3 separate regions of the Homo sapiens genome follow, and all the other regions are linked to region 2. Evidence: chromatin loops called from intact Hi-C (ENCODE). Cell type or tissue: GM12878. All regions are shown on one strand.

Region 1 (8,000 bases), 53 kb before region 2:
TTCAGAACTTTCATGTTCTGCTTCCCTTTTAAAACTGAATGCCTTTAACAGCACCCAAGTCAACTCTTGAATGCTTTGCTGCTTAGAAATTTCTTCCACCAGATACCCTAAATCATCCCTCTCAAGGTCAAAGTTCCACAAATCTAGGATATGGGCAAAATGCCACCAGTCTCTTTGCTAAAACATAACAAGAATCACCTTTGCTCCAGTTCTCAACAAGTTCCTCATTTCCTTCTGAGACCACCTCAGCCTGGACTTTATTGTCCATATCGCTATCAGCATTTTGTTTAAAGCCATTCAACAAGTCTTCAGGAAGTTCTAAACTTTCCCACATTTTCCTTTCTTCTTCTGGGCACTCCTGTTAGTTCCAAAGTTGTTTCTACATTTTCAGGTATCTTTTCAGCAGTGCCCCAACTCTATTGGTACCAATTTACTGTATTAGGCTGTTTTCATGCTACTGATAAAGACATACCCGAGACTGGGCAATTTACAAAAGAAAGAGGCTTAATGGGGAACTCACAGTTCTACATGGCTGGGGAGGCCTCAGAATCATGGTGAAAGGCAAGGAGGAGCAAGTCACATCTTACATGGATGGCAGCACGCAAAGAGAGTTTGTCTAGGGAAACTCCCCTTTTTAAAACCATCAGATCTTGTGAGACTTATTCGCTATTACAAGAACAGCACAAGAACGACCTGCCCCCATGATTCAGTTACCTCCTACCAGATCCATCCCACAACATGTGGGAATTCAAGATGAGATCTGGGTGGGGACACAGCCAATCCGTATCACTGCTTCAATTTCAGAACTTGTTATTCGCCTGTTCAGTGACTCAATTTCTTCCTGGTTCACTCTTGGGAGGGTGTATGCATCCATGAATTTATCCATTTCTACTGGATTTTCTAGTTTTTGTGCATAGAGGTGTTTATACTATTCTCTGATGGTTGTTTGCAATTTTGTGGGGTCAGTGGTTACCATTTCTGCTCAAGTTTATTTGATTCATTTGTCTTTTCATCTTTATTACTCTAGCTAGTGGTCTATCTACTTTATTAATTTTTTTCAAGAAACCAGCTCCTGGACTCGTTGATTTTTTGAAAGGTATTTTGTGTCTCTATCTCCTTCATTTCAGCTCTGATCTTGGTTATTTCTTGTCTCCTGCTAGCTTTGGGGTTTGTTTGCTCTTGTTTCTCTAGTTTGTTTCATTGTGATTTAGCTTGTTAACTTGTGATCTTTCTAGCTTTTTGATGTGGGCATTTAGTGTTATAAATTTCCCTTTTAACAGTGCTTTAGCTGCATCCCAGAAATTCTGCTACATTGTCTCTTTGTTCTCATTAGTTTCAAAAAACTTCTTGATTTCTGCCTTAATCCCATTATTTACCTAAGAGTAACTCAGGATCCGGTTGTTCAATTTCCAAGTACTTGTGTAGTTTTGAGTGAATTTCTTAATTTTGAGTTCTAATTTGGTTGTGCTGTTGTCTGAGGGACTGTTTGTTACAATTTCAATTCTTTTGCATTTGCTTAGGAGTGTTTTACTTCTGATTTATGTGATCAATTTTAGAGTGAGTGTCATGTGGGGATGAGAAGAATGTATACTCTGTTGTTTCTGGGTGGAGAGTTCTGTATATATCTATCAGGTCCACTTGATCCAGAGCTGGGTTCAAGTCCTAAATATCTTTGTGAATTTTTTGCTTTGATGATCTGTCTAATATTGTCAGCAGGGTGTTAAAGTCTCCCATTATTATTGTATGGGAGTCTAAGTCTCTTTGAAAGTCTCTAAGAACCTGCTTTATGAACCTGCATGCTCCTGTATTGGGTGCATATGTATTTAGGATTGTTAGCACTTCTTGAATTGAACCCTTTACCACTACATAATGCCCTTCTTTGTCTTTTTTGATATTTGTTGGTTTAAAGTCTATTTGTCAGAAACTAGGATTGCAACCCCTGCTTTTTTCTGTTTTCCATTTGCTTGGTAAATTTTCCTCCATTCCTTTATTTTAAGCCTATGTGTGTGTCTTTGCACATGAGATGGCAGCATACCATGAATCTTGGCTCATTATCCAGCTTGCCATTGTGTCTTTTAATGGGGACACTAAGCCCATTTACATCTAAGGTTAGTATTGTTACGTGGGAATTTGATCCTGTCAACATGATAGCTGGTTATTTTGCAGATTTGTTTATGTGGTTGCTTCAATGTTACTGGGCTGTGTACTTCAGATACACTGTACTTCAGTGTGTTTTTGTAGTGGCTGGTAATGGTATTTCCTTTCCATATTTAGTGCTTCCTTCAGAAGTGCTTGCAAGGCAAGCCTCGTGGTGATGAGTTCCCTCAGCATTTGCTTGTCTGAAAATTATCTTATTTCTTTTCACTTTTGAAGGTTAGTTTGGCCAGATATGAAATTCAGGATTGGGGAAATTCTTTTCTTAAGAATGTTGAATTTGTTTCCCAATCTCTTCTGGCTTGTAGGGTTTCTGCTGGGAGTTCTGCTGCTAGTCTGATGGGCTTCCCTTTGTATGCGAACTGGCCTTGCCCTCTGGCTGCCCTTAACATTTTCTCTTTCATTTTGACCTTGGAGAATCTGACGATTATGTGCCTTGGCATTGATCGTCTCATGGAGTATCTTATTGGGGTTGTCTGCATTTCCTGAATTTAAATGTTGGCCTGGCTTACTAGGTTGGGGAATTTCTCCTGGATGCTATCCTGAAATATGTTTTCCAACTTGGTTCCATCTCCCGGTCTCTTTCAGGTACCTCAGTCAGTTGTAAGTTCAGTCTCTTTCCATAATCCCCATATTTCTTGGAGGTTTTGTTCATTCCTTTTTTTCCCTCTATTCTTGTCTGCCTTTCTTATTTTGGAAAGATAGTCTTCAAGCTCTGAGATTCTTTCCTCCACTTGGTCTATTCTGTTACTGATACTTTTTTTTTTTTTTGTGAGATAGTGTCTCACTCTGTCACCCAGGCTACAGTGCAGTGGTGTGATCTCATCTCATGGCAACCACTGCCTCCCAGGTTTAAGCGATTCCCCTGCCTTAGCCTCCCAAGTAACTGGAACTACGTAAGCGCATCAGCATGCCCGGCTAATTTTTGTATTTTTAGTAGAGACAGGGTTTCACCATGTTGGCCAGTCTGGTCTGAAACTCCTGAGCTCAAGTGATCCACATGCTTTGGCCTCCCAAAGTGCTGAGATTATAGGTGTTAGCCACTGTAACTGGCCTGCTATTGATACCTGTGATTGCATTGTGAAGTTCTCATGTTGTGTTTTTCACCTCCATCAGTTCAGTTACGTTCTTCTTTAAACTGGCTATTTTGGCTATCAGGTCCTGTATTGTTTTATCATGATTCTTAGCTTCTTTGCTTTGGGTTACAACATGCTCCTTTAGCTCAGCAAAGTTCGTTATTACCCACCTTCTGAAGCCTACTTGTCAGTTTAGTCATCTCAGTCTCAGTCCCATTTTGTGCCATTGCTGGAGAGCTGTTGTGGTCATGTGGAAGCAACTAGGCACTCTGGCTTTTTGAGTTTTCAGTATTTTTGCATTGATTATTTCTCACTTTTGTGGGTTTATCTACCTTTGATCTTTCAGATTGCTCATCTTTGAGTTGGGTTTTTGTGGGGTCCTTTTTGTTTATGTTATTGTTGTTTTCTCTTTGTTTTTTTTTTTAACAGTCAGGCTATTCTTCCATAGGGCTGCTGTGGTTTTCTGAGGGTCCACTCCAGACCCTAGTTGCCTTGTCTTTTCCCATACCAAGGTTACCACCAGTGAAGGCCATGAAACAGCAAAAATGTCAGCCTGTTCTTTCCTCTGGAATCTCCATCCCAGGGGGGTACTGACCTGTTGCCAGCCTGAACTGCACCTGTAGGAGGAGGCTGGAGACCCCTGTTGGGAGGTCTCATCCAGTCAGGAGTAACAGGATCAGGGACCCACTTAGAAAAACAGTCTGGCTGCTTTCTAGTAGTGCAGCTGTGCTGCGTTGTGGGAGACCCTTCCTTGTCCAGGCTGTCTGGACTCTCCAGAGCTGGCAGGTTGGAACTGCTGAGTTGCCTAAACCACAGAGATGTTGGCCACCCCTCCCACTGGGGACTCGGTCCTTCTCAGGCAGACTCAAGCCTGCTGCTGCTGACTGGCTGGAATTTGCCATTAGGTCTTAATTTGTGAGACACTGTGGAAGGGGGGCCTGCAGAACATGCTGCTTGGCTTCCGGGATTCAGTTCCCTTCCTAGGGATGGATCTCCCACCTTGCTGAGAATCCTGGGGGTGGAGTATGCAAAACTCCTGGGTCTCTGTGTGTGCCTGAGTGGCTGCTCTGCTGGGACTCCACACAGCTCTGTTTATTGGACCCAGTACCCTGGTGGCATGCGCTTATGAGGGGATCTCCTAATCTGCTGGTTGCAAAGATCCGTGGGAGGGGTGTGGTTTCCTGGGCAGGACTGCACAATCACTCACCGCTTCCCTTGGCTGGGGTGGGGGGACTGTTGGCTTCATGCCACTCCCGGATGGGCCATCACCCCACCCTGCTTTTTTTCCATTCTCTGCAGGTCAAGCTGTTTGCCTAGTCAGTAATGTGAGAACCTGGATATTTCAGCTGAGGGTGCTGAACTCACTTGCCACTTTCACTCCTCTCCACGAGTGCTGCAGACCACAGCTGCTTTTAATCAGCCATCCTGGCCCTCTCTCCCCACAGATAATTCTTTAATTAAAATTTTGCTAAGTACTCTGAGGGAAAAGTTCAAGGTGAAGAAACAGCATAATGGGAGAATCTAATAGCATAAGGCGTCAGGGAAAGTCCTGTGTGATAAAGAGACATTTAAGTTGAGTCATAAAAGATAAGTAGAAAGTAGCCTGATAAAATGGGTGGGAGTGATCAGTGAGGTGAAAGGAATAGATCATCGAAGACTGTGAAGGCAGAAGGACTCTGGTGCATTCTAGGAACTGAGATAAAGTTCTGCCAAAGGATTGTTAGCCTGGAAGTGAATGACTGGAGAATCCTAATGATATATTTAGTACAGCACCTGGTTCAAAGGGGATGCAAAGTAATCCCCTTATGGACAGAAGCCCCTTAATAACAGCCTGGACTAGATTAAATGCAGCTGCCACGTCTTCCCTTTTCTTCCTTTGGTTAGTCTTTGTTCAGCTATATCCTGAAAAGTACTCCATACACATTTTATTTGGATATTACAACTTTCTCCCAGATGGCAAATAACAAATCAATCAGATATTAAGGGACCAGGGCCTGTCTGCATTGTTCTTTCAGACATGTTCTATCTTCTGGAAGGGACTGTGTATGGAAACATACAGACTGCCTGATTAACATCTAGATAAGGACATAGCTGAATCTAAACTGCTTTTGCTAACAAATATGAAAGCATGTAATGTTGGCTGGAATGGCCAGTTGAGAATGGCTAAATGGCACATGAAAGAGAAGGCTATGAGAAAGCTGACAGCTCATGCAGCGTCCAAGCACAACCAGATGGTGGGTTTCTTGATGTCTTTGCTCCCAATATGAGGTAGTGTATTATTGGAATGTTTGAGTGACTTTGTAACCCTGTTCCCCTTTCTTTGGCCATAAAGCCATCATAAAATGATCCATTCTGTAGGTGTTTAATATCTTTGAAGAGGATCTTAACTAGCTGTAAGAATTAAGTCATCAATTTTAACACATATGTAAAGCACTTTATGTATTAAAAATCATCATCCCCATTTTATTAGGGGGAATGGCTTGTAGAGAGTGAGATTTATAGATCGGTTTTGGTATACGTCTCCTTCTAATTAATATAGTTTAAATAATGACTAATTTTGTAATAGTTTGCTGGTCTCAGACTCATCTACGTTCATCTTATTTATTTGGTAAGAGCCTGCAGTGCCTAGCACAGTGCTTTAGTTATGTGGAATTTCACCTCTCTGAAACAACAGTGAGGGCCAAGTATAAAACACAAAGTTCTCTGCCAAAATATTGCGATAAAGTGTGTTCATTTTTTGTTCATTCACTCATTCATTTGCCATGTAACTCTCAGATTTTCTCTGAGTTTGCTATAGAATGCTGGAAAACATTAAGAAGCAGTATATTATAGTGGTTAAGAGCACAGGCTCTGGGGCAAGGCTTCCTGGGCTCATATTCTGGCTCCACCACTTATTAGCTGTGTGACCTTGGCACAACAACTCTACCTTGTTGTATGTACCCTGCTCTCCTTATCTGTAAATCATGGACACAAAAATAATACTTACCTCAAAGGGCTATTGTGATAATTAAATGAGGTTTAAGTAATGATTAATGTAAATGAGGGGATAAGAATAGTGCCTGGTATACAGCAAGTGCTACGTAAGTGTTTATGTAAATTATTTCATTACAATGGTGAAAAAAGCACTACATCTTACTAAGTGATTTTTTTAATAACAAAAGGTTTTGATGTCTGAAGGGGTAAATAAACCTGAGCTACACCTAAAACTTGGCTATCCTGAATGAATCATGCCTTTAGAGCTTTTTTAAAAAAATGCTTTATTGAAGAGAAATTCACATTAACAGAAAATTGACCATTTCAAAGTGAACTATTCAATGGGACTTAGTACATTCATAATGTTGTGCAACTACCACCTCTATCTACTTTCAGACATTTCTATCACTCCAAAATAAAACCCCTTATCCATTAAGTAGCTTCTCCCCAATCTCTCAAGTCTCCAGTCCCTGGCAGCCACAAATCTCTTCTGTCTCTGTGGATTTGCCTATTCTGGATATTTCATAAAAGTGGAATCATACATTATGTGACCTTTTTTTGTCTGGCTTCTTTCACTGAGCATGTTTTGGAGGTTCCTCCACATTGTAGCAAGTGTCAGTACTGCATTCCTTCTTATGGCTGAATGCCATTCCATTGCAATACATACAAATGGCTGAGTGCTATTCCACTGTAATACATACATCATTTTTTAATCCATTCATTTGTTGATGAACACTTGGGCTGTTTTCACATTTTGGCTAATGTGAATTGTGCTGCTATGATTATGTATGTACATGCACTTGTTTGAATACCTGTTTTCCATTCTTTTGGGTATATACCTAGGAATGGAAATGTAGGGTTACATGGTAATTCTACATTTCACTTTCTGAGGAACTGCCACACTGTTTCCCCACAGCGGGTGAACGATTTTATGTTCCTACCAGTAATGTACAGGGGTTCCAATTTCTCTACATCCTTGCCAACCCTTATTCCCATCCTAGTGGGTATTAAGTGGTACCTCACTGTGATTTTAACTTGCATTTCCCTAATGGCTAATGATATTGAACATTTTTTCACGTGTTTGTCTACCATTTGGATATCTTATTTGAAGAAATGTCTATTCAAGTCCTTTGATTATTTTTAAATTGAGTTGTTTGTCTTTTTGTTGTTGAGTTTTAAGAGTTCTTTATACAGTCATCCCTTGGTATCCACAAGGGATTGGTTCCTAGGACTCTACACAGATACCAAAATCTGCAGATGCTCAAGTCCCTTATGTAAAACAGCACAGTATTTACATATAACCTATGCACATCTTCCAGTATACCTTAAATCATCTCTATATTACCTACAATACCTAATACAATGAAAATGCTAGGAAATAGTTATACACACTGTTTATTTGTATTACTTTTATTGTTATATTGTTTTTTTAATTTTTTTCCCCTGAATATTTTTCATCTGCACTTGGTTGAAAATCTGTGAATGGGGAAGCTGCAGATATGGAGGGTGGGCTGACTATATTCCGGGTACTAGAATATACTAGAATGTTTTCTCTCTATATATTCATATATAAACCAGGATACATATCGTATCAGATATATGATTTGCAAATATTTTCTCACATGCTGTAGGTTTTCTCTTCACTTTCTTGATGGTGTTCTTTGATACACAAAAGTTTTACATTTTGATGAAGTACAATTTATCTATTTTTAAAAACTTTGTTGCTGTGCTTTTGGTATCATATCTAATACTATTGACAATGCAAGGTCATGAAGATTTACCTTTTTTTCTCTAAGA
Region 2 (8,000 bases):
ATTCCAGTTTTGTCACTTGGTAGTAATGTTCTAATTGAGTTTAAAAGGGTTACTAGCGTTTGTTGAACCAGCCTTGCATCCCAGGGATGAAGCCCACTTGATCATGGTGGATAAGCTTTTTGATGTGCTGCTGGATTCGGTTTGCCCGTATTTTATTGAGGATTTTTGCATCGATGTTCATCAGGGATATTGGTCTAAAATTCTCTTTTTTTGTTGTGTCTCTGCCCAGCTTTGGTATCAGGATGATGCTGGCCTCTTAAAATGAGTTAGGGAGGATTCCCTCTTTTTCTATTGATTGGAATAGTTTCAGAAGGAATGGTACCAGCTCCTCTTTGTACCTCTGGTAGAATTCGGCTGTGAATCCTTCTGGTCCTGGACTTTTTTTGGTTGGTAAGCTATTAATTATTGCCTCAATTTCAGAACCTGTTATTGGTCTATTCAGAGATTCAACTTCTTCCTGGTTTAGTCTTGGGAGGGTGTATGTGTCGAGGAATTTATCCATTTCTTCTAGATTTTCTAGTTTATTTGCGTAGAGGTGTTTATAGTATTCTCTGATGGTAGTTTGTATTTCTGTGGGATTGGTGGTGATATCCCCTTTATCATTTTTTATTGTGTCTATTTGATTCTTCTCTCTTCTTTATTAGTCTTGCTAGAGGTCTATCAATTTTGTTGATCTTTTCAAAAAACCAGCTCCTGGATTCATCGATTTTTTGAAGGTTTTTTTTGTCTCTATTTCCTTCAGTTCTGCTCTGATCTTAGTTATTTCTTGCCTTCTGCTGGCTTTTGAATGTGTTTGCTCTTGCTTCTCTAGTTCTTTTAATTGTGATGTTACGGTGTCAATTTTAGATCTTTCCTGCTTTCACTTGTGGGCATTTAGAGCTATAAATTTCCCTCTACACACTGCTTTGAATGCGTCCCAGAGATTCTGGTATGTTGTGTCTTTGTTCTCGTTGGTTTCAAAGAACATCTTTATTTCTGCCTTCATTTCGTTATGTATCCAGTAGTCATTCAGGAGCAGGTTGTTCAGTTTCCATGTAGTTGAGGTTTTGAGTGAGTTTCTTAATCCTGAGTTATAGTTTGATTGCACAATCCAGCATATAAACAGAACCAATGACAAAAACCATATGATTATCTCAATAGATGCAGAAAAGGCCTTTGACAAAATTCAAAAACCCTTCATGCTAAAAACTCTCAATAAAAAATTAGGTTTTGATGGGATGTATCTCAAAATAATAAGAGCTATCTATGACAAACCCACAGCCAGTATCATACTGAATGGGCAAAAACTGGAAGCATTCCCTTTGAAAACTCGCACAAGACAGGGATGCCCTCTCTCACCACTCCTATTCAACATAGTGTTGGAAGTTCTGGCCAGGGCAATTAGGCAGGAGAAGGAAATAAAGGGCATTCAATTAGGAAAAGAGGGAGTCCAGTTGTCCCTGTTTGCAGATGACATGATTGTATATCTAGAAAACCCCATCGTCTCAGCCCAAAATCTCCTTAAGCTGATAGGCAACTTCAGCAAAGTCTCAGGATACAAAATCAATGTGCAAAAATCACAAGCATTCTTATACACCAATAACAGACAAACGGAGAGCCAAATCATGAGTGAACTCCCATTCACAATTGCTTCAAAGAGAAGAAAATACCTAGGATCCAACTTACAAGGACCTCTTCAAGGAGAACTACAAACCACTGCTCAACAAAATAAAAGAGGATACAAACAAATGGAAGAACATTCCATGCTCATGGGTAGGAAGAATCAATATTGTGAAAATGGCCATACTGCCCAAGGTAATTTATATATTCAATGCCAACCCCATCAAGCTACCAATGACTTTCTTCACAGAATTGGAAAAAACTACTTTAAAGTTCATATGGAACCAAAAAAGAGCCTGCATTGCCAAGTCAATCCTAAGCCAAAAGAACAAAGCTGGAGGCATCATGCTACCTGACTTCAAACTACACTACAAGGCTACAGTAACCAAAACAGCATGGTACTGGTATCAAAACAGAGATATAGACCAATGGAACAGAACAGAACTCTCAGAAATAACACCGCATATCTACAACCATCTGATCTTTGACAAACCTGAGAAAAACAAGAAATAGGGAAACGATTCCCTATTTAACAAATGGTGCTGGGAAAACTGGCTAGCCATATGTAGAAAGCTGAAGCTGGATCTCTTCCTTACAGCTCATACAAAAATTAATTCAAGATGGATTAAGGACTTAAATGTTAGACCTAAAACCATAAAAACCCTAGAAGAAAACCTAGGCATTACCATTCAGGACATAGGCATGGGCAAGGACTTCATGTCTAAAACACCAAAAGCAATGGCAACAAAAGCCAAAATTGACAAATGGGATCTAATTAAACTAAAAGCTTCTGCACAGCAAAAGAAACTACCATCAGAGTGAACAGGCAACCTACAAAATGGGAGAAAATTTTTGCAATCTACTCATCTGACAAAGGGCTAATATCCAGAATCTACAATGAACTCAAACAAATTTACAAGAAAAAAACAACCCCATCAACAAGTGGGTGAAGGATATGAACAGACACTTCTCAAAAGAAGACATTTATGCAGCCAAAAGACACATGAAAAAATGCTCATCATCACTGGCCATCAGAGAAATGCAAATCAAAACCACAATGAGATACCATCTCACACCAGTTAGAATGGTGATCATTAAAAAGTTAGAAAACAACAGGTGCTGGAGAGGATGTGGAGAAATAGGAACACTTTTACACTGTTGGTGGGACTGTAAACTAGTTCAACCATTGTGGAAGTCAGTATGGCGATTCCTCAGGGATCTAGGACTAGAAATACCATTTGACCCAGCCATCCCATTACTGGGTATATACCCAAAGGATTAGAAATCATGCTGCTATAAAGACACATGCACACGTATGTTTATTGCAGCACTATTCACAATAGCAAAGACTTGGAGCCAAGCCAAATGTCCAACAATGATAGACTGGATTAAGAAAATGTGGCACATATACACCATGGAATACTATGCAGCCATAAAAAATGAAGAGTTCATGTCATTTGTAGGGACATGGATGAAGCTGGAAACCATCATTCTCAGCAAACTATTGCAGGGACAAAAAACCAAACACCTCATGTTCTCACTCATAGGTGGGAATTGAACAATGAGATCACATGGACACAGGAAGGGGAACATCACACACCGGGGCCTGTTGTGGGGTGGGGGGAGAGGGGAGGGATAACATTAGGAGATACACCTAATGTTAAATGACGAGTTACTGGGTGCAGCACACCAACATGGCACATGTATACATATGTAACAAACCTGCACGTTGTGCACATGTACCCTAAAACTTAAAGTATAATAATAAAAAAAAGGGTTACTAGAATTTGGTGTTCCAAAGCTCACTTTAGAGTTTAGATAAGTTCCTCATGTTAACTTCCACAAAAACGTCTGAGTGCCCCGAAAGGCTGGGCAATTTGCAAAGTTCCTAGTGGACACATATAAAACATGATGGTTAGGGGGTAGGGTAGGGATGGAATTTCTGGAAATTTGGGAGGAAAACCATTTATTACAAATTCATCATCAGCGTTGAGTTCATTGTAGTTTTCAAGTAGTGCTATTCTTAGTTTTCAGTGATACGTTATTACAGTAGTCCCCCTCATCTGTGGTTTCATGTTCCAGTGGTTTCAGTTACTCAGGATCCAAAAATATTAAGTGGAAAATACCAGAAATAAATAATTCATAAGTTTTAAATTGCATGCTGCTCTGAGTAGTGTGATAAAATTTCTCATCATCCTACTCCATCCCACCCTGGATGTGAATTCTCCCTTTTTCCAGTCTCCACACTGTAGATGCCACCCACCTGTTAGTCATTTAGCAGCTGTCTTGGGTGATCAGATTGACTGTCACCGTATTGCAGTGCTTGTATTCAAGTAACCATCATCAACTTGGGTGGCTGTGGATTGTTCATTGAACCCTGTGGAATTCTGGCCTTTAATTTTCTATTAACTAAAACATAAGTGGCTCATAGATGCCTATGTAATCCTCTCTCTATCAATGTCCCAACCTCCTTACTGGAAAGTGGGAATGGGTGGGGTTGCAGGCTATGACATCTTTTATTCTGCTCCAGTGAGTCTTGATTTAAAAAAAAAAGTGTGGGCGTCAGGCTGTTATATATAAACTCTTCTACTAGCCTGTAAGCACCCCAGGGAACTGAGATCACATCCTGCTTATCACAGTACTCTCACAGAGCTAGGTTCAGGGGTTTATAATTAATTAGGAAATATTTGCTAAGTGGCCTTTTTTGAAGCCCTACCAGAGTTACATATTGGCTCATCTTCTTATTGAGCACCTACTTGCTCTCAAGTCTGGACGTAGATACTGGGGATTTCACAGTGAAAAAAACAAGGTCTCCAGCTTGTTCTAATGGAGAAGATAGTAATAAATAAACTAGTCCACATATAGTATGTCAATTCCCAATAAGGACTATGGAATAAAAATAAAGGATGAAAAAGTGATACAGACTGATAGGGGTGGGAAGTATTATTTTAGAAAGGGTAGTTAGGGAAGGCCTCTCACATAAGGCAACGTTTAAGCTGAGTTGAGCGAAGTAGAGGTAGGAACCATGCACACATCTAGGGGAAAAGCATGCAAGACAGAAGACTGTGTGAAAAGCCAAAAGAAAGATTCACTCCTCTGCTATAGTGTATCTTTCAACGTAATCCAACACATTTATTAAGAGGTGGGTCCTCTAGACTGCAAAACTCAATAGGAATCAAATGCTAGGCTCACAGCATGAGGTTTATCTTCACAGAACTCAGATTTTGGTTTGCACAAAATAGTTCTCAGTTAAGTCTAATCATTATGGCTCCGATGTCTGGAAGAATTTCTAAATGATCATGTGCCCAGCTTAAGACAGAGATATTAGGACTAAGCCATCCATATGGTGATGAGGGCTTATGCTACTGTCTTTGCAAAAATAAATATGCAAACCTTCCCCTATCTCATAATCAAGAATAGTTGGCTTTGGGGGGAAAACAAAATCATGTGCAAAGCTTAAATGGTTCTAAAAGCAAGCTGAATTGCTACTTTAAAAAAATTAAAATTAGTCATTCATGAGAGAGAGAATATAAATGCATATGTGTGACTACTTAAAAGCTTCATTACACTTATGTGCTTTTTTGGGGGCAATTTAGTTGCTGCAAGGAGGCTGCTTGTAAAACAGCTCTTCACTTGTAATACAGGCTTGATTTTCACCATCAAAAACCTCCTGTAACCTAACAAAGAAGAAAGAGACAAGTAACACTAGCATTACTCCTCTTGTACTTAAGGATTCATTTTTAAAAAACACCATATATGAGTTAATACATTGTTACATACGTAAGTGAGCATTCACAGCTAAGGGTCAGCAATGTGATAGAAAAAGTAATGAGACTATGTTGAGAGAAAATGGGGTAGTTGACGGGAAAATCAACCTCATTTATAATAATATTCTAGTGATCAGCAGGTTTATAACTCAGCTATGGTCATTAACAGCATTCATTTCAAACTTAACATCTACATTTGCAAACCACTTGAAAGTAAAATTACTTTTCAATTCAATTTTCAATTTGCTTTTAGAGCTTCATCTTTGATTGACAGTTTTTTTCCACAATGGCAGCTCCATGAGAATTTGAGTAAATGGTAGCACCCATCCAAGAGTGTAGATAAACTCATTTATTCAGATTACCTATTCACCTTTCTTCTGTATGTACAATCATTTACAATCATTTGCAAATGCTCACTTCAGGTTAGAGTGAACTTGTAAAACTGATCTCAGACTTCTGATGATTTGATTCATTTATAGAATCATCTGTTCTTTAAGCCAAAATGGTTTTTATTTTTCCTCATCATGACCTAAAAATTACAAAATTAGGATGCACATTTTCAGTGATGGTATCAAATAGCTCTAGGTACAGTTACAAGGAAATAGTGAGATTGCAAAATAGCCTGTTTAAATATGTAAAACGTTTCGATATATATTATATGGCTGTGTACTGAGTTTAACGGCCAATAGAAGATGGTTCTGTGGCCTCCCTTACACATTCATTCTAATGTTGCATGATTAGTATAGGGAATTTCATTCCATTAGTTTTCCCTTCTGCTGAAGTTTAAATTCACTGAAGATTCTTCTGTCTTTAAAAGAGAAGAGAAGCAATTCTGAACCCAAGACACTTTAGTGTGCTTATTAAAATACACTGTAGCTCATTTCTTTTTTTAATGGTTAACATTCTTTACAATGCATATTTTACACCTATGATTTTAAATTAATAACTGGCACTCTTGGAACCTTTCTTTGAATACCATTTGATTCCCTTTTTAAAAACAGCTTTATTTCAGAATTCACCACTATATAATTCATTAAGGTAGCAAAAAACCACTTGTACCCAAAAAACTATTGAAATAAAAACTAAAAAAAAAAAACTTTACTGAGGTATAATTTACATGCCACAAAATTTACCATATTTTGTGTAAAATTCAATGATTTTTAGTATATTTAAGGACTTATGCAACCATCACCAGAGTCCAACTGTAGAACAATCCCATCATCTCAAAAAGATCCCTTAGACCAAGAAGGGCAGAACAAAAGGCTCCACTGATCATCCCCTCTGCAAGTACACCAATTTAACAACTATACACAGAAAAAAACACCTTCATAAGAACCAAAAAATTAGGTGAGCACTCACAGTACCTGGTTTTAACTTCATATTGCTGAAAAAAGCACTAAAGAGGTAGGAAAAACATCTTAAATCACTGATGCCACCCCTCCCCCATGTTCGGTTGTGGCAGCACGGTGCAGACAGTATTTCTGTGTGTCAGGTAGAGGAACAGCCAGCAATTGTGAGGCATTTAACTCAGTGTTGCCTTTGTTATAGAAGAAAGCAAAACCAGACCAAACTCAGCTGATGCCCACCCACAGAGGGAGCATTTAAACCAGCCCTAGCCAGAGGCAAATCACTGATCCCAGCAATTAAAACTTAAGTTCCTGCAAGCCTAGCCACCATGGACTAAAGTGCTCTGGGGCCCCAAATAAACTTCAACAGCAGTCTAGGCCACAAAGTCTGCAACTCCTAGGCAAGTCCTAGTGCTGAACTGGTCTCAGAGGCAGTGAACTGGGGGGGCATGTGACCTCTTGAGACACCAGCTGGAATAGCTAAGGGCATGCTGGTATCACTCCTCTGACCCCAGGCTGCACAGTTTGTAGCTCCTTTTCTTCTGCTTGAGGAAGACTGGGGAGGATTCTGTCTTGCACCTTGGATACCAGCTCAGCAGCAGTAGGATAGGGCAACAGTCAGAGGCATGAGGCCCCCTTTCCAGGCCCTGGCTCCTGGATGACCTTTCTAGACACACTCTGGGCCAGAAGGGAACCCACTGCCTTGGAGGAAAGATTCAGTATGGGCAGGATTCTTCACCAGCTAACTGAAGAGTCCTTTGGCACTGAATAACCAGCAGTGATACCAACATACTACACTGAGGGCCTAAGACTTGCTGACTTCACATGAGAGTCAGTATATTCCCAGTTGTAGTGGCTATGGGGTGAGACTTCTTCTGCTTGAGAAAAATGAAAGGAAAAGTAATGGGATTTCGTCTTGTATCTTAGGTACCAGGTTGGCTACAAGGGGGAAGAGCACCAAGCATGTTCTTGGGGCCCACAATTCCAGGACTTGGCTCTTGGAAGGCATTTCTGAATCTTCCCTAGGCCAGAGGGGAGCCCATTTTCCTGGAGGGTGAGTCCCAGACCAGGCAGCACTCACCACAAGCTGAATAAAGAGCACCTGGGCCTTAAGGGAACATCAGCAGCAGTCTAGCAGTACTCCCAGTGGGCATGAGGTGGCTGTAGCCACAGGGCAAGACACCTCTGCCTTTGGAAAGGGGAGAGAAGAGTGGGAAAGACTACATCTTGTGGTTTGAGTGCCTTCTCAGCTGCAATACAATAGAACACCAGGTAGACAGCTAAGGTT
Region 3 (8,000 bases), 78 kb before region 2:
TGACAAACATCACACTGCAATCTTTCTAAAAATCCAGTCCAGGTGCCATAGGATCCAAATCCCCCCTCCCCCCTCAGCATGTATTAAAAACACAGATACTAGGGCCCAACATCAGAGATACATACAAGACGTATAGAATTAGGATCTCGGCAGTATCACAGTACTTTTAATAAGTCCCCCCAAGTAATTTTTATACTCACCATCATTTGAGAACCACCACCACAAAGTTTTTCTTTAAAAAAAAAAAGAAAGGGCCGGGCGCGGTGGCTCACGCCTGTAATCCCAGCACTTTGGGAGGCCGAGGCGGGTGGATCATGAGGTCAGGAGATCGAGACCATCCTGGCTAACAAGGTGAAACCCCGTCTCTACTAAAAATACAAAAAATTAGCCAGGCGCGGTGGCGGGCGCCTGTAGTCCCAGCTACTCGGGAGGCTGAGGCAGGAGAATGGCGTGAACCCGGGAAGCGGAGCTTGCAGTGAGCCGAGATTGCGCCACTGCAGTCCGCAGTCCGGCCTGGGCGACAGAGCGAGACTCCGTCTCAAAAAAAAAAAAAAAAAAAAAAAAAAAAAAGAAAAAAGGAAAAGCTACTAAAAAATACATCTTATTTTCTCTTTAAGGAAATAATTTAAATATAATTATTCAACTCAACCTAACAAATATTTAACTGAGTACTCTCTCAGGCATTTCCTAGAGGCCGTCAGTGACACAAAATGGAGAATGGAGAGGCGGATAAGACCAGTAAACAGGTCACCAATGTAAGGCAGGCCAGTGGCAATGAAGAATAAGTGACCCCTTCATGGACCCTGAATGATGGATACAATTTCAAGAATAAGAGATGTAGGATGCCCTAGGCAGAAGAAAGTACCAGAGTAAAGGCATGGAAGAAGGGAAGGGCAGGGTGTACCTGGGAGTCAGGAAGTGGCTGGTTTAGCTGGAAGGAGAGGCTAGGGTCATACTGAAAAGAGCCTTAAAATGTGAAGAGCCTATTCTAAATTTGGTAGGCAACAAGGAATCCCTGAAGGTTTTAGAGAGAAAGAGAGCAAAACAGTGTCACCTTCAGGATAGGGCAGGTGTGCTCACCAAATCCTGCTGCCTTCCCTTCTGCACACACAGCTAAATTACATTTCTGAGCATACCCTGTCGTTATATGGGCCGCATGACTGAATTCCGACTTTTCTTTTTTTTTTTTTTTTGAGACAGTCTTGCTTTTGTCACACGAGCTGGAGTGCAGTGGCATGTTCTTGGCTCACTGCAACCGCCGCCTCCTGGGTTCAAGCGATTCTCATGCCTCAGCCCCCTGAGTAGCTGGGACTAGAGGTACACGCCACCATGCCCAGCTAAGTTTTGTATTTTTAGTAGGATGGGGTTTCACCCTGTCGGCCAGGCTGGTCTCGAACTCCTGACCTCAAGTGATCCACCTGACTCAGCTTCCCAAAGTGTTGGGATTATGGGTGTGAGCCACCGCACCTGGCCCCATAGGATTGAATTCTGGCTAATGAACTGTGAGAAGTTTCAGCCATTTCCTGGCCCCCAAAACTCCCAGCAGAATCCCCCATGCTCTCTATTCCCTCGCCTCCTGACTAGATGCAGAAGATCTTGTGGAGGACTTTCAGGGCTCCAGGGAAGCCACTAGATGCAGGTCCCTGAATGACGACATAAAAGGCTTCCCAAGGAACTCCTGATTGGACTACAACTGAGGGGTTCTTTGTGACTGCAATTAGCCTCCTCTGACTAACAGGGCAGGTGAGGGTGATAGCCTTTAACTGAAAACACTGCCCATTACCTAGAAAGCCTTCTGCTGTGACCCACCTGTAAGACAGGACCAACTTAAACATTACAATGATGGTCCCAAGTAAGTCCACATTTGCCCACCAGTCCTGGACATATATAAGCTACTGGCCACTTCCTGCCTGACCTACTCCCTGCAAAAATTCCTCTAGCTAGCTAGTTGGTCTCATTAGCCTCTGCTGTAGAGCTATAATTTTACATGTAGGGGGATTAAAAACCACTCCTATGCATCAGTCTTAAAAAAAAAAAGACACATGGGTTTGTGAAAATATACCATACTCAGCAAGATCCAGATATTTAGGTCTGAGTGGAAGTAGTGTGTGTATGTATGGGTGTGTTTTGGGTCTGTTTTTGTGTTTGTAATAGATAAATCTGAAGATAAAGGCAAGGGCTAGATTGCTGAAGTGAACTGAAAGAATTTTTGCTGAACAGGAGACATGAGGTAGATGTTGAAGTCGTGAGGAGGTAAAAACCATGTCATTTTTCTTGAAATTCTGGAAGCCCTATTAGGTAGGAGAGAAATTCCATTTGTCTAAAGGGCAGAATCAGAACTAATGAGAAGAATTTACTTCAGGAAGCTTTTAGTCCAACACAAGGGTTATCTTTCTCTAAATATGTCTGGCTGTTGAGGTGATAAATTTTTTGTCATTTTGAAGGCATTTGAGCAGAAGTCTGGAGAGCTATGCTGGATGCTGTAAGGCAGGTGCTCAAGCAGAAGTCTGGATAGCTATGCTGGATGCTGTAAGGCAGCTGTTCAAGCAGAATTCCGGATTCCTATTCTGGATACTGTCAGGCAGGTCCTCAGGCAGAAGTCTGGATAGCTATTCTGGATGCTGTCAGGCAGGTCCTCAAGCAGAAGTCTGGATAGCTGTGCTGGATGCTGTAAGGCGGGTGCTCAAGCAGAAGTCTGGATAGCCATTCTGGATGCTGTAAGGCGGGTGCTCAAGCAGAAGTCTGCATAGCTATTCTGGATGCTGTAAGGCAGGTGCTCAAGCAGAAGTCTGGATAGCTATTCTGGATGCTGTAAGGCAGATGTTCAAGCAGAAGTCTGGATAGCCATTCTGGATGCTGTAAGGCGGGTGCTCAAGCAGAAGTCTGGATAGCTATTCTGGATGCTGTAAGGCAAGTGCTCAAGCAGAAGTCTGGATAGCTGTGCTGGATGCTGTAAGGCAGGTGCTCAAGCAGAAGTCTGGATAGCTATGCTGGATGCTGTAAGGCAGCTGTTCAAGCAGAATTCCGGATAGCTATTCTGGATGCTGTCAGGCAGGTGCTCAAGCAGAAGTCTGGATAGCCATTCTGGATGCTGTAAGGCAGGTGCTCAAGCAGAAGTCTGGACCAGCTATGCTGGATGCTGTCAGGCAGGTGTTCAAGCAGAAGTCTGGATCAGCTATGCTGGATGGTATAAGGCGGGTGCTCAAGCAGAAGTCTGGATAGCTATGGTGGATGCTGTCAGGCAGGTGTTCAAGCAGAAGTCTGGATAGCTATTCTGGATGTTGTCAGGCAGGTGTTCAAGCAGAAGTCTGGATAGTTATGCTGGATGCTGTCAGGCAGGTGCTCAAGTAGAAGTCTGGATAGCTATTCTGGATGCAGTTAGGCAGGTGTTGAAGCAGAAGTCTGGATAGCTGTTCTAGATGTTGTCAGGCAGGCGTTCAAGCTGAAGTCTGGATAGCTGTTCTGGATGCTGTCAGGCAGGTGTTGAAGCAGAAGTCTGGATAGCTGTTCTAGATGTTGTCAGGCAGGTGTTGAAGCAGAAGTCTGGATAGCTGTTCTAGATGTTGTCAGGCAGGTGTTCAAGCAGAAGTCTGGATAGCTGTTCTGGATGCTGTAAGGCAGGTGTTGAAGCAGAAGTCTGGATAGCTATTCTGGATGCCGTAAGGCAGATTCAGACATCAGGTGACTCCTTAATTTATATCTCTTAGCCTTGTCCTCTCTTCTGAGCTCCACTCCTTATATCCAGTAGCCTCTTTACCAGCTCCTCTTCAGTGTCTGAAAGGCACTTCAAACTGGAAACCTGGTCTAATGAATGGGACCACAATCCATCTGGTTTGAAAAGTCAGAATCTAGGTGTCATGCTTGACACCTTCCCCTGATCTCTCCATATCCCATCCATGTCCACTTCCTTCCATCTCCTCCACCAGCACTGACATCCTCTTCCTCCTGGATGATGACAAAGCCTTACTGTGTGACTTACTGTGTCCACGCTGGTGCCCCATGCCATCCCTCCTCCAAAATGCAGCCAGAGAGGTTTTATACAAACATAAATCTAATTGAGTCATTTCCTTTCCTTCACTTAAAGTTCTTCAGTGGCTTCTCTGCTGCTCTCAGGAGTAAGATGAAGGCTCTTAACATTGCCCGCAAAACCCTGCATGTTCTGACATGTCTGAGTATCTTACACCTCTCGTTTTCTGCCCTCTCGGTAGACGGGCCTTCTCAGTTCTTCCTGCCTACTAGAGTGTTTGTGTATGCTGTTCATGGCAAGAAGGCTTTTCCTTTCCCTCTTGACCTTTATGCCTCAGTTCACATATCATTTCCTCAGACAAGTCTTTGCAGACCTTTCTGATTAGGGTAAGTTCCTCCAATATAGGCTCTTCCATAAATTTTCCCTCATAGAACTTGTCAGAATTGAACTTTTACACATGTCCATGGGATTCTCTAATTAATGTGTGCTTCAGTAGACATAAACTCAGTGGCCTGCTTCTGTCACCCTGAACTGCCAGCACCTAGCCCAGTGCTTGACACAGAATAGGCACATAATAGTTCCTTGCTGAGCAAAATGAATGATTCATTAAATGAAATGAGTCAGAAGGGAAGTTGGATTAAATGACTCAAAAATGTCTAACTATGGTTTGAAGTTCATTTTAAGAGAAATCTACCTGGGAGTTCTATGTGTGAATCAAAAAGGAAGACTAGGCAGGTCTGGGCAACTCCAGGACGTGAGGGATGAGAGAGAAGGGATAACAATGAACAAAACGTTGATGTTCTCATAAATGATGATGCTCTCAACAGTAGCAGTGCTATGGCACTGCAGTCAGATGCTATTTGGATTACACATGAAATTTCCTAGTGTCACCAAATAGACTTGGTTATGTGTGCATATGTATTTTTTTTTACCAGCTATTTATATTCAACTGGAGTCAACAAAACAGTCTCTCACGATTGACAATAGGAAGAAATGACATTCACATTCCAGAGCAATTGGAAAAATCTATTATAGTCAATATTTGTGCCTTTTGTGACTAAGTAGAACAAATTCTAGACTATTCATTTGGTTCTCAAATGTTGATTTTTTCAGAGAAAAATGGGTGCGGAGAGTAATGAAGGGCTCTGTGGGACATGGTGTGGGCCTGGGAGGGATTTCTGTACCAGCACGTGGCCTTTCTTCCCTCTTCCAATCCTGGGAGCTCAATGTTCAGCTAAGGGCCATTTTTCTGTTCAAATATTTTACAAGAACAATTTCCTGATGTTTTTTCATATTCTTTCTCTATAAGGAAGTTTCCCCTCAATCGATGTAAGTTCTTTTGTAGAAAGACCATTAATTTGGCACAGTAGGTACCTCCATCAGCTGAGCCCAGCTTAGCCTATTGTAGATAATGGATAAATCTCACCAAATTATGGAAAATTAAAAATTAAAAAGAACTTTTGTGGGGAGGGAGTATTTTAGAAATCATACACAGTTCCAACTAAAATTTGACAAAATGAACATATTAACCAGTTCATAGTTATTAACAAAATTAAAACTAAATACTTCAAATTTCTTAGAGGAATCTCTTGCTTAGTAGTGGACACCCAGTGTCTATTAAAGATACACCCACACCCGATATGCTATTATTCCCAAATCACAGAAAACAGACATTCTATATTTCATAATCCTATCTACTATAGAATTTATTTAAAGAGTAATCTACCACAGTATATTTAAATTAATGTTTATTTTTAAAAATTTTGCACATTTGGTACACTTTATTTTTCACAAAGCAAAGTATACCAATATTCCACTATTTAGTATCTCTTTAATAGACCTCGTTAAACTTGTTATTATAATGAACACACCAATTCTTAAGTCCTGCTTCACTTTAAAAAATCTGTGTATAATCATATTAATTGTCACAATTATCTCTATAAACACGTATTGTGCTATGCATCTACCATAATCGGGTCCTAATTAACACCTACTAAGAAAAGTAATTTAGAACTTTGGTTTCTAAAATAAAAAGTAGATGAGACAAAGTTTCCATAATGAGAAAAATCTTAATAAAAGAAAACTACAAGCAGAAATGCATGCTTTTGAATTCTAAAAGGAGCTCTTTTAAGAGCTGATATCAATATGCATAATATAAGGTTAAAAATCAAGATTAGATTAAAGTCATGTTCTAGGCATTTCATTTCCTTGAGTTTGTGGAAAATGAACTTGGTGTAGGTCAGAGATGTTACCACTAATTATTTTCCTATTTTACTGAGGGGTACATGCCTTTGTAGTTAGATTGTAAAACCTGAGGGTCTACTCTCTAATTGTCTTTTAGAAAAATAAACATTCATTTTTGTCTCAAGATACAATGTTCTAATTATTATAGTCATTTAAATTTGCACGGTTTTCAAAGCTTAACCAGAAAAACCTGTTGAATTTTCATATCTAATCACTGAGGGGTCATGCTCAAGACTTACATCTATTATCTAACAATCAAATTAGAATTAAAGCTGGTACCAAAAGTCCAAACTTGGATTACTTTTCATTGTAGTATATGTGCATTGCTATTAAGAATGTAACAAATACAAAAAAGGCTGATCTTGTACAGCAGTATTATTTTAGAAAAGGTACTTAACCTTTCTAAGCCTCACCTCTTCATCCGTAAGACTGGGATAATCGTAGTACTGAAGTCATGGCATTTTTGTTAGAGCACATGAAACAATGCATGTAACATGTTAAACACTGTGCCCAGTAGGGAGTAATGCTATTAATACCTAGTAAATATGCTATTAACACCTTCCACCGTGAATAGTATTTAACAGTTTAGTAAGTCTGTTCACAGTCATTTATTCCTTCCTTCATCCACACTTTGAGCAGTGACCAGGCATTTAGTCGGGCATGTATTGCTCTAGTACTGTGTAAGACAGGGAGTAAGGTGGACACAGCCACCTCCTTCAAAGAGCTCACAGTCTGACGGGCAGACAGATGTTAAAGCAAATAATTTATAAATAACTACATGATTATAGCTGTGATAAGAGCTATGAAGGAACAGTCTGAAAGGTTCTAAGTGTGTTTAACAGGAGCTTCATATCTAGTCTTTGGGGTCAGAGAAATAATGTTCAACTTGAGACTTAAAGGATGATGGATATCAGGATACATGCTCAATCTTTCTGCAATTTCCAATCACCTGTGTGGTGTTATGATTTCATGACTGCAGAAGAAGAAACTGAGGCTTGCAATGTTTAGAGATCTGTCCATGCTCTGAGCGGGGGCTCAGAAGCCAAGCACCCCAATGCCTCTTTGTGTGTGTGTGTGTTTTAAATTACATATGATGATGCCCTCTGTGGATCAGGAGGACATTGAAGCAGGTTCTTCCCATATTTTCCAATTCTTCCACTTACTTCCTATGCAATTTTGTAAAGCTACTTAACTAAAAATTTTTGTTTTGCTACCTGAAAAACTGGGTTTATTAATGATTGTATAGATAAGTATTGAAACTGCACGAATATGATAATTAAGTGCATGTGATGAGGACTAATGGGGTTTATGAGGAATCCAACACAGAACATAATACCATAATATCCATTTTCAGATGGAAAAAAAATAGTGCTGTGGGGACTGGGGAGGGCATGGAAAAGGGAGCAGGGCAAATTGAAGTGGCTTCAGTGCCAGGCAGGTAACACATACGTGGCAAGCAGGCACATGCAGAATGTAGGGGAACTGTGGCTAATTTGAGAGTGCAAGCCCAATGTAAACTATTTTAATTAAAAACTTTCTTAGACCTGTTGGAGGACTGTCAGTCTGTAAACCCAGAAAACACAACGAAAAGAAAAGCAAATAGGCAAATGACTAAAGCAGGAAGGGCCCTAGGCAATTAAAATGTCTTCAACTTTTGCAAATAATTAAAACCAGAACGTAGCCTTACCTCATTAATAAAAAGTTTAAGACACTTTTTGAAAGGCAATAAAATAATATTAAAAACTAAAATTAGATCTCTTTCTCCTCTGAACTGGAGTAGGACCTTAGA

What was found. Hi-C counts contacts between places; a loop is a spot of excess contacts. Peaks named below come from ENCODE experiments on the same cell type or tissue, not always from the same donor. Only the 100,000 strongest peaks of a DNase experiment are listed, where the experiment ranks them.
Region 1: a loop joins it to region 2, with 2.7 times the contacts of the local background. A loop is called at or near these places in 2 of 110 quality-filtered maps.
Region 3: a loop joins it to region 2, with 2.4 times the contacts of the local background. A loop is called at or near these places in 2 of 110 quality-filtered maps.

What each region holds. Positions count from the first base shown.
Region 1 is chr3:58,895,266-58,903,265 of GRCh38, forward strand. The region is part of intron 6 of CFAP20DC (CFAP20 domain containing); the gene reads right to left. The region is part of intron 1 of CFAP20DC-AS1 (CFAP20DC antisense RNA 1); the gene reads left to right. Among named protein-coding and RNA genes, the nearest start is that of CFAP20DC-AS1, 75 kb to the left of the region's middle. RefSeq lists enhancers at 3,628-4,129, 4,301-4,540. In GM12878, no CTCF peak of the experiment used is centred here; a DNase peak (open chromatin) is centred at 4,456.
Region 2 is chr3:58,948,546-58,956,545 of GRCh38, forward strand. All of the region lies in intron 4 of CFAP20DC (CFAP20 domain containing), which reads right to left. All of the region lies in intron 1 of CFAP20DC-AS1 (CFAP20DC antisense RNA 1), which reads left to right. Among named protein-coding and RNA genes, the nearest start is that of CFAP20DC, 97 kb to the right of the region's middle. RefSeq lists an enhancer at 6,612-7,211. In GM12878, no CTCF peak of the experiment used is centred here; DNase peaks (open chromatin) are centred at 3,722 and 4,196.
Region 3 is chr3:58,870,355-58,878,354 of GRCh38, forward strand. The region is part of intron 7 of CFAP20DC (CFAP20 domain containing); the gene reads right to left. All of the region lies in intron 1 of CFAP20DC-AS1 (CFAP20DC antisense RNA 1), which reads left to right. Among named protein-coding and RNA genes, the nearest start is that of CFAP20DC-AS1, 50 kb to the left of the region's middle. RefSeq lists an enhancer at 3,751-4,950. In GM12878, no CTCF peak of the experiment used is centred here; DNase peaks (open chromatin) are centred at 4,317 and 4,397; H3K27ac peaks cover 1,007 bases.